Regions from separate parts of the Homo sapiens genome. Here region 1 is linked to region 2. Evidence: chromatin loops called from intact Hi-C (ENCODE). Cell type or tissue: mammary epithelial cell. All regions are shown on one strand.

Region 1 (5,000 bases), 230 kb before region 2:
CCTTTGGTTCTCTCCTTGTCAGCTCATTTGAAGAGAATATAAAAACTCTCAATAGGAAGTCGTTCATGAAGAATCCTCCTTTCCTCTCCTTCCTCTCCCATTTGCTGTGTTACACTCAGCACCAGATCAAGTTGGAATCTCTGCCCTGTCACTCATCAGCTATTTTGAGCTAACCTCTCTGAGCCTCCCGAGTTTCATGTAAAGAACGCATAATAAAACAAAAATTGTTCTTAGGGATAAATGCCTGATATGGGATAGACTCGCCTTTTTTTTTTTTTCTTTCTGTCTTCAAGTGCAATGGTTTCAGATTTGCAGGGATCTCAGGAGTCATTTCGCCAGCCCCTCTTGGGTGGCTGGGTGCATTCTGCGCCTCCCTCTGCCACCGGTGCCTCATACCCTTTATTCTAACAGCACTCAGGTCCTGGGATGCCTGAAGCCGGTGAGGCAGAATCAAGTTCCGCCCAGAGCTTGGAGGAGTCGGAGGGAGCGATGGAGAGGCGCGGGCTGGTGACCCCCTCTTTCCCCTCCTCCTGGCAGGCACCGCTCCGCGCCTCCTGGCACCGGCGCCCTTTCTCTGCCGGGGAAGGCTAGCCCAGCCCGCAGCCCCGTGCGGCGGGGGCCGAGGGCGCCCCCTCCCTTCCTCCCTCTCCCCCTCCCCTTCCTTCCCTCCCGATACAATGACTGGGCCGGAACAGCGCATCAGCCGAGCCTCATTGGCAGCGGCCGCCCCAGCCCCCGGAGAGGCGGCGGGCGGGGGCTGCTGGGGAGAGAGGGAGCCGAAAGCCCCGGCTGACAGCGAGAGGAGGCAGGCAGGACGGAAGGACGCGAGAAAGGCGGCCCGGGGCACAGCTGTAAGTGTGGAGCAAAGCGAGGACGCACGGCGAGCGGCGGTGGCGGGGGCGACCTGCAGACCCGGGCCGGGGGATGCGGCAGGCGCTGGCTGCCCAGAGAGCCCGGGAGTCGGGCTGCGTAGCTCACGTGCTGAGCTGGAGCTTGGACAGAGAGGAAGAGGAAGAAGAGGAAGGCAGCCGCCGCCGGGGAAGGCACAGCGCAGAGTGGACTTGCAGGACTGGCGCAGAGCCGGGTCCCCAGGTCCCGCGCGGTGCGCAGCCGAGACAATAAAGTAGCCGTCTACAGCCCCGGAGCGCCGCAGGGAGGAGGTGGCGGAGCAGGTAGGTGGGCGACCGCCCCGGGCTCCCCAAGCGTGCTGCCAGGGCGAGGCCGCAAGACGCGGCCACGGGCGCGCCCGGTGCGCCCCGGGCGCAGCGCGCACGTTTGGAGACCCCCAGCGGAGGTGCGGGTCCCAGGAGTTTGGGAGAGCGGAAAACCCCGCCCTGGGGCTCGAGGTCTAGTGCAGCCTCCGCTGGAGTCCCTGGGGCACTTGGCACGGCGCTTTGGTCGCTTTGGTGGTATGGAGACAGGAAGTTTGGCGGTTTCGAGGCGTTGGCGTTGGTGGGGTTTGCAAACGCGCCGCCGGGGACCGCGTGCTTCGGTTGCCGCGCGTTCGTGGGAGGTCGGGAGAAAAGCTGATGAAGCCCAGATCTGGCCCCCAGAGATACTTCTAAAAGGCAGCGAAAAGAGGGGGGGGAAATCCCTGGAGTTAGCAGAGGACACTAAGGGTTTCGTTTGGCTGCCCTTTTCAAATAGGTGTTTCAGATCCTAGCCGCTCCTATGTTGGAGAGGCAGTGTGCATGTGAATAGCTTCTTATTTTGTGGAGTATTTCACTTTTCATTTTCATCTGGGGAGGAAAAAATAAATATAATCTTTAGCTCCTACTTTGAGAAATGCCATTTCGTTTGGAATAGAGGACAAACTCTTCCCTTGCATTGGATGTCCTGTGCTTTGAAGGATACTGAACAGTGCCTGCTCTTGTTCACAAAAGGGGTGAGACGTGTATTAAATCTTCTCCCGCCTGAGAAAGCAGCCGCAGGAGGAGGTCTCTCTCTCTCTCTCGCTCTCCTTTGTGTGGCCGCTTCCTTCCAGATGTGAGAGGGTTGGGCTGGGCGCTCCTGGGTGGGGTAATAATTATCCTGAACATTCCTGCGATCTGTTAGGACTTGTAAACATACCAGAGCCAAGTCCTCTGAACTTCGCGAACTGATTTGGTGTGTTTGCTGGTACCCAGACGGCTGCGACTAGAGGCTGGGCCTTTCGGGAAGAAAGACCTTAGGGTGCTGATGGCAGCAGTCTTTCCGGGAAGCTGGTTGATCCTTGAAGATTAGGTAATGTCGCCCCAGAAATTTACTAGCCAACTCGAAAGATGTGTACAAGATTATAGCGCGATCCCCGACGTGCTGTTTCCCGTCCTAAAGGGAATGGATCTGTGGGGTTTCCAAATCAAATGTCTAGAGGGGAAGAAAAGCAGCTTCGCCTTACTTAACCTCATCAAGACGCACTTTCATATGTCATACACATGCTGTGAAGAGTGGTGGTTTAGAGAGCTTACTGTGTGCCAGGCATCCTGGTAGGCACTTTTGGGGCATCATCCATAATCCATGAAGTGGTAAACCTAGCCCTTGAGAGAGGTTAAGTAACTTACCGGAAGTCCCACCAGTAATCTGTGGTTTATGTAAGATCTAATTTCAGATGCCAGGCTCTTAACAAGACAGTGCCTCCGAAAGGGATGTGCTGCAGTGGTGGTGGTAATGAGTATGAAGAAAATAATAACAATAACAATAACTGCCGTGTGTGTGTGTGTGTGTGTGTGTGTGTGTGTATATATATATATATATATATATATTTTTTTTTTTTTTTTTTTTTTTTAGAGACAGAGTCTCACTCTGTCGCCCAGGCTAGAATGCAGTGGCCGATCTCGGCTCACTGCAACCTCTGCCTCCCGAGTTCAAGCGAGTCTCCTGCCTCAGCCTCCCGAGTAGCTGGGATTACAGGCGCATGCCACCACGCCTGGCTAATTTTTTGTATTTTTAATAGAGACGGGGCTTCACAGCGTTAGCCAGGCTGGTCGCCATCTCCTGGCCTTGTGATCCGCCCGCCTCGGCCTCCCAAAGTGCTGGGATTACAGGGGTGAGCCGCGGCACCCGGCCTATATATTTTTAATAAATTTAAAAAGATGATATTTAAGAGAGATTGACACTCAGTAAGCACTCTGTATATATTTTTGTCTCTAAATTAAGTGTCACAAGACAGGTGGTGGATGTATTGGTGTTTCTACAATTCTTCCTTTTTTTTTCCTTCGAACTCTGTCACCCAGAGTGGAGTGCAGTGGCGCGATCGCGGCTCACCGCAACCTCTGCCTCCCAGGCCCATGCGATTCTCTTCCCTCAACCTCCCTTGTAGCTGGGATTACAGGCATGTGCCACCAAGCCCGGCTAATTTTTGTATTTTTAGTAGAGACCGGGTTTCACCATGTTGGTCGGGCTGGTCTTGAATTCCTGACTTCAAACCATCCACCACTCGCCTCAGCCTCCCAAAGTGCTGGGATTACAGGCGTGAGCCACAGGGCCCGGCCAATTCTTCCTTTTTGTAATCTGAAAATGTTGTAATAAAAAGTAACACGCACACACACACACACACACTGTTTGAACACACCTTTTTTGAACAGTGCTTACATTTCCTAAAAGGTTGAGAAAAATTTAGGCAACTCCAAGGACTTACTGAATGGTAGAAGTTTAATCACTTCTTTGTGACATCTGCAAGTAATATTAATCAACCATTTTATTTGCTTAAATTCAGAAATGCAGGTGTAATGCATTTAAACAATATGGTGCTGGAACATGAAAAAATTACCTAAATACCGTATTTTGAGGTTTAGTTTTCATTATCCATGGGAAAGTTCTCAGAAGATTTTTCCCCTGCAAGTGATCATGGTGATCACGATCCTGTTTTCCTGTATTAAACTTCACTTTGTTTTGAAATTAATAAATTTCTATCTTAGTGGCAGAAAAGTGAATGGGCTTTTCAAACAGGCAGATGGTTGCATTTGAGCCTAATCTAGAAAAGTGTGGGAGGAGTTAACTTCACAGCCACTCCCAAGTGTCAAATCAGCTGAAGTTTTCTCAGTAATGTTTATTGTCGCTGGCCTCTAGTTTCAGCAAGCCTGAGAATCCTAGTTCTCCGTTTGATTCCACAGATTTAATCAAGACTCTGCATGCTTTGAGCAGACAAAAAGAAAGTTTTGGCTAACTTACAATACAAATAGGGTACATGGAAAACAGTTAAAAACACCCTGCCTTATCCAGCCTGCAGTAATTTTCTAGCAGGAAATCTTCATAGTTATCTTACACACATAAGTGAAGGTTTGAGGCTTATACTGCAAGTGATCTCTCGCTCTATCTCTCCCTTTAAATCTGCCCCAGAGATCTGATCTTATCATGAATGCACTATTTTTATATGTTCGGGAGTGCTGAGGCTCACTGAAATGACTGTCATCAGCCTATAGATAAGTAATGTACTCAGCTCATCAGCAGGTCTTACATGTATCTTCCTTTACTTACATATCTCTCCCTTTTTCAATGTAGTTGTTATTTGTTTTAGATGGAAGACTTTTGGAGGATAATTCATTTATTTCTAAGTCAGTAAGATTTTTTTTTCTCCTCTTCTGCCAAATATGTGCCGTGGGCAGTCAGAGAGAAGTGGTAAGATAACAATTTTCTGTTGCTAGATGCTTGATAAACCCTCTAGGTAATTTAGGAGCCAAATCTCTTATTCTCCCCAATGACTGGATTTACTGAAATTATCATGTCATTTTTTATCTCATGCTTCCTGGTGAAATCAATTTTTAAACTAATCTCATAAGACAGTGTTTTTTCAATATGAAGGTCATAAAATCCATTTAGTGGGTTACTACCAGTAATTTTTTTTAGGTATAACAAGACAGCAAGTGTCAGCATCATCATATGTTATAAGAGTTCTGTAATTTCATGAGACTTTGAGTCACTCCTATGTGCATTCTGGGTTGCAGTATAAAATGTGATTCTTAGCCATCAAAAAGTTTGAAAAGTACTGCCACAGGATGCATGTGTCTGTTAGTGCTATTTTG
Region 2 (5,000 bases):
AACAAAAAAAAAAAAAGCCAGTGTGATGAGAGTACAGAGATTAAGAGGGAAAGTGGTACAGGAGGAGGGTTGAGAGGGAGGTAGGAGCAGGTATCAGAGAATCTTGATAGCTAGCTGTGTGACCTTAGAACAGTTACTTAACATCTCTGACACTCAAGTTTTCTCATCTGTACGCTGGACATAATAACAGTGCCTTATATAGTATGTACTACATAAGGCACCTGTAATAGGGTACTAGTATTCAATACTATTAAATCAGGTAAGGTAGGCAGAGCATATAGCACCGGCCCACAATAAAAGGGAGCTGTCATCCCAATGTACTGCAGTAAGGGAGTGTTAAGAAGGAAACTGAAGGAGGACTGGAGCAGGCGTCACACAGACGAGTAACTAAAATTGGATCTTGCAGGTAAGGTAGACTTTAAATAGATGGGAGGGGAGATGAGAGGTGACATCCTAGGCAAGAGTTATTTTGTGGGCAAATGCATGAACATGGCAACGAACAAGGTACATTTGCCCAAGGGTGAAGACGTTGGCCTGATCGTGGGGACAAGATCATAGGTGAGCCTTGTTAGTCACACAGATGGAGGAGGCACACCCAGTCCATGGAAGGATGTTATAGGGAGGAGGAATGCGGCTTTGACTTGCAGTGTCAGAGGTCCCTCAGACTGCAAGGTTTGTGGCAGACTGGAAAAGAGGGTCCTGGCCACATGGGAGGCTTCAGGAAAAGCTCCAAGCTCAGTTGAATATAAACCAGACAGTGCGTAAGTAAGGGGTTCAGACTGTAAGACCTTCTCTTCGGAAAGAAAAGAAATAGTAGGCCGGGTGTGGTGGCTCACGCCTGTAATCTCAACACTTTGGAGGCTGAGGAGGGTGGATCACCTGAGGTCAGGAGTTTGTGACCAGCCTGGGCAACACGGCAAAACCCCGTCTTACTAAAAATACAAAAATTAGCTGGGCGTGGTGGTGGGCGCCTGTAATCCCAGCTACTCAGGCACCTGAGGCATGAGGATCACTTAAACCCAGGAGGTGGAGGTTGCAGTGAACCGAGATTGTGCCACTCCAGCCTGGGTGACAAAGCGAGACACTGTCCAAAAAGGAAAAGAAAAGGAATAATGGGAATGACTTCCTTCAGTTATTTGGGCCACCCTTCTTGTTGTCTGCCCTGAGATTTCTTTCTCAAAACTACGCTGGGAGAAGAATGGTTCACACAGCCTTTTTCCCAGTTACCTCCTTTGGTTCAACCAAAGGAGGTAACTATAGTCATGGTCTTTCCAAGAACCCCGGCTCCACAATGTCCTCTGTGCACTCCCCGGCAAGTGACGGCAGAGTCTCTTTTTGAATTATGACCAGTTTGGGGAGGTGTCTCCTGGCTCTAGTCGTGTTTATTTTCAGAAGAAGTATGAGCGGGGCTGTTGAGGGGGTGGAAATTGGCCATTTCTACCTTTCTGGGGAGCGGGCCTGGAATATTGCTTATGTCTAAGGGTGTCTCCTTGGAATGTCTTGGTCACAAGCCTAGTTCTTTTTCTTTGGTAAATATTTTTGGAAAGTATTTTCTTTCAGCACTTTCCTCCTGCCTCCCTTCGCCCCCGTAAAACCACTGAGTGAGGGCCCTCCCAGGATGCCGTCTGAGTTTATTTTCCAGCCTAGATGCCACATGCGTCTTTTGTCTTTGGTAAAGCTGAAAGGAACATTTTGTCAATGAAAGTAGCTACTGTCTACAACTCATCCACAGGCCAAGAGGAGAAACGGAAAAATAGATGGCAATTACGCAATAAAAGCAGTGATGATGACCAACAACCACAGATTCAAGGTCACGTTACTGGGAGAGGGATAGCATTTCTGAGATTACGCTTGTTAGGGCCTTGCGCAGCTCTGTGTGCAAAGTTAGTCTTTCACCCCTAGAGGGCAGTCACGGCCCTCCTGAGGCACCAGTCCTTCAGGTCACCGTAGTGGTTCCATCTCTTCACCCATTTCACTTTTTGTTTTGCCTTCTCATGTTTTGAAAGGCTTTGCTAAATAAGCTTTGTTTACCAAGAAATAACAGATAGACTTTACAACACAACTGTGACTTTTGATCACTGTCCCTTCCAATGGGACTGTGACAATGGGCCTTCTGTTGATGCAATTCTAGCCAAAAATAAAACTTGCTTTGTGGTTGGTCTGCACTCCTGAGAGGGGTAGATATGATTGTCTTTTTAAGATATTGGTTAGATCTATTATATTTGCTGATGGGAAAATTTGACAAAAGCAAGTTATAAGCAATAAGTAACCTTTATATTTCAGTGGTAGAATTATGGGCATTTTTTAAAAAATTCTTCTAGACTTTTTCCTATTGATGAGATTGTGGGTGGATTTTTTAAAATCTAATTTGTAATTTATCCTTTTAAAAAACTATTTCTTATAATATATGCATGAATATCTTCTTTAATGTCATGGTTGAGTCCAGTCCCTTTTGATTACTTTCCCACTGCAACTGTAGTTTCTTCCACAGAGGTAACCAGTACTAGCAAGCTGCTGTGTGACTCTCCAGAAATATATCTAAAAATGTTCATCAATATTTAATAGTGTTTTGAATGTGCATCTGTGGTTAACATAATTGGTTTATGCTGTATATGCTATTGTACAACTTGCTTCATTCATTCATAGACACCATTCCATGCAAGTTCATACAAATATACATTATGCTTTCAATTTATTTTCAGAGACAGGGTCTCTCTCTGTTTCCCAGGCTGGAGTGCAGTGGCATGATCATAGCTCACTGTAGCCTTGAACTCCTGGGCTCCAGTGATCCTCCTGCCTCAACCTCCTGAAATGCTGAGATTACAGGTGTGAGCCACCATGTCTAGCCTATTTTGCTTTTAAAATGATGCATCTTTCCTAAGAAAACTTTTGAGATCTGATACTATCAAATATGTTATGTATTTTAAGACACACATTTAAACGTCTGTGAAATTGGGATGTGTCTTTATATCAGTGGCATCCTAAACTTGATGAAATAGAGTGTAAGACTCTCTTAACGTCAGTCTCCTATCTTATTTTGTTTTACACACAAAAGCAGTAGTTCTAAGGACCTTCCCTTGTGTTACTTAATCAGCTTATTTATCTTTATAATATTCTTGCAAGGAAAGCTGGAAACAGGTATCAGAAGCCTTGTCTTGTAACTATGGAAACAAAGACACACTCTTTCCGGCATTTAACCTGCTGAGTATCAGAGACTGAGTCAGAAGTCATTATAAAAGCTGATTCAACCCTCTAGTCTCATTTTCTCCAGTACTGAAAGTCCCGGGTACTTTTATATACAAGTCCACTGGGTAGGGTGGTGGGTGGAGGGAAGAAGAAAGGAAGCCCTGGATTCAAATCCCAGCTCTAGCACTTTCCTCACTGGCTTATTGTAAAATATAGCTTTAATGTATAAAGAGTTCCAGCTTGGTTGGCACAGAGTCATTACTCGATAGAGACTAGCTATTGTTATTATTACTACTACTCATATTATTATTTATGCTCATTTTTCCTGTCTACTTATAATGAATACAGCTTTGAATTTTCTGATTTTGTTTTTTAATTTTTTACTCAAGGACCAAAATAGGTTTGAAAATGTCTTCTGGCCCATTATATATTTTATTACATTTTGACACGCTATCCCACCACCATCAGCATGTTCTTAGATTGAATTTTATGTAAGCAAGTAAAAGAGGGTCTATGCCCTCTGGGAATTTACAGCCTAAAATGGATGGACTAGTTGGACAAGCTCGGAAAAGGCACGTAAACAGTTCTGAGCCCCAGTGTCATCAATCCTTTTGATCCCTCAGTGGTCAAAATCTAGAGAGAACTGTTTATGAACTTGGTGAGGCTCTTGAGTAAATAAAATAAACAAGTACGTGCTTAAATCTCAGTAAGCCCATAATATATATACAGAAGTGGCACTCAGAGAGTATTCAGCCCTGTACTGTTTTTTTTTTTTTTTTTTTTTTGAGATAGAATCTTGCTCTGTCGTGCAAGCTGGAGTGTAGTGGCATGACCTCGGCTCACTGCAACCTCCGCCTTCTGGCTTCAAGTGATTCTCCTGCCTCAGCCTCCCAAGTAGCTGGGATTAGAGGCACCCGCCACCATGCCCAGTGAATTTTTGTATGTTTAGTAGAGACAGGGTTTCACCATGTTGGCCAGGCTGATCTTAAACTCCTGACCTCAAGGGATCTGCCCACCTCGGCCTCCCAAAGTGCCAAAGTGCTGGGATTACAGGCATGAGCCACTGTGCCCGGCCTTTTTTTTTTTTTTTTTTGAGACAAGTTATCCCTCTGTTGTCCAGACTAGGGTGCAGTAGCACAATCATAGCTCACTGCAGCCTCAAACTCCTGGGCTCAAGCAATCCTCCCACTTTAGCCAATCCTCCCAACTCAGCCTCCTAAAGTGCTGGGATTAGAGGCATGAGCCACTGTGCCTAGCACCGACCCTGTACTTTTTTTAAAAGCTGTGGTATTGTTATGTGTCTGGTTTTTTGTTTTTGTTTTTGCTTTTGTTTTGAGACAGGGTCTCATTCTGTTGCCTAGGCTGGAATGCAGTGGCATGATCACGGCTCACTGCAGCCTTGACTTCCCTGGGCCCAAGTGATCCTCCCACTTCAGCCTCCATAGTAGCTGGGACAACAGGCATGCACCACCACACTAGGCTAATTTTTTTCTGTATTCTTTGTAGAAATCGGGTTTCACCATGTTGCCCAGGCTAGTCTCAAATTCCTGGGCTCAAGCAATCTGCCTGCCTTGGCCTCCCAAGTGCTAGGATTACAAGTGCTAGATGTGAGCCACCACACCCAGCCTGTGTGTTTTATTTCATTGAACCAGAAGTTTTCTCCTTCTTGATTATCTAAAATATTTCATATTTCATAAAAATTTAATATTAACATATGGCCTAGTTTTTTACCTCAAAAGTCAACTAGTGTTATCAGTTTTTTGTTTTTTCTCTCAGATATTTGTAATATATACATGCACATATGTATGTTTGTT

The links. Peaks named below come from ENCODE experiments on the same cell type or tissue, not always from the same donor. Only the 100,000 strongest peaks of a DNase experiment are listed, where the experiment ranks them.
Region 1: it touches region 2 in a loop (2.7-fold over the local background); 3 of 110 quality-filtered maps call a loop at or near these places.

The regions. Positions count from the first base shown.
Region 1 is chr3:69,538,378-69,543,377 of GRCh38, reverse strand. It overlaps a transcript of FRMD4B not described here. Among named protein-coding and RNA genes, the nearest start is that of FRMD4B, 150 kb to the right of the region's middle. In mammary epithelial cell, no CTCF peak of the experiment used is centred here; DNase peaks (open chromatin) are centred at 667, 1,447 and 2,017; H3K4me3 peaks cover 2,570 bases; H3K27ac peaks cover 2,724 bases.
Region 2 is chr3:69,303,455-69,308,454 of GRCh38, reverse strand. All of the region lies in intron 3 of FRMD4B (FERM domain containing 4B), which reads left to right. Among named protein-coding and RNA genes, the nearest start is that of FRMD4B, 80 kb to the left of the region's middle. In mammary epithelial cell, a CTCF peak has its summit at 1,901 (motif pointing right); DNase peaks (open chromatin) are centred at 1,834 and 3,224; H3K27ac peaks cover 2,490 bases.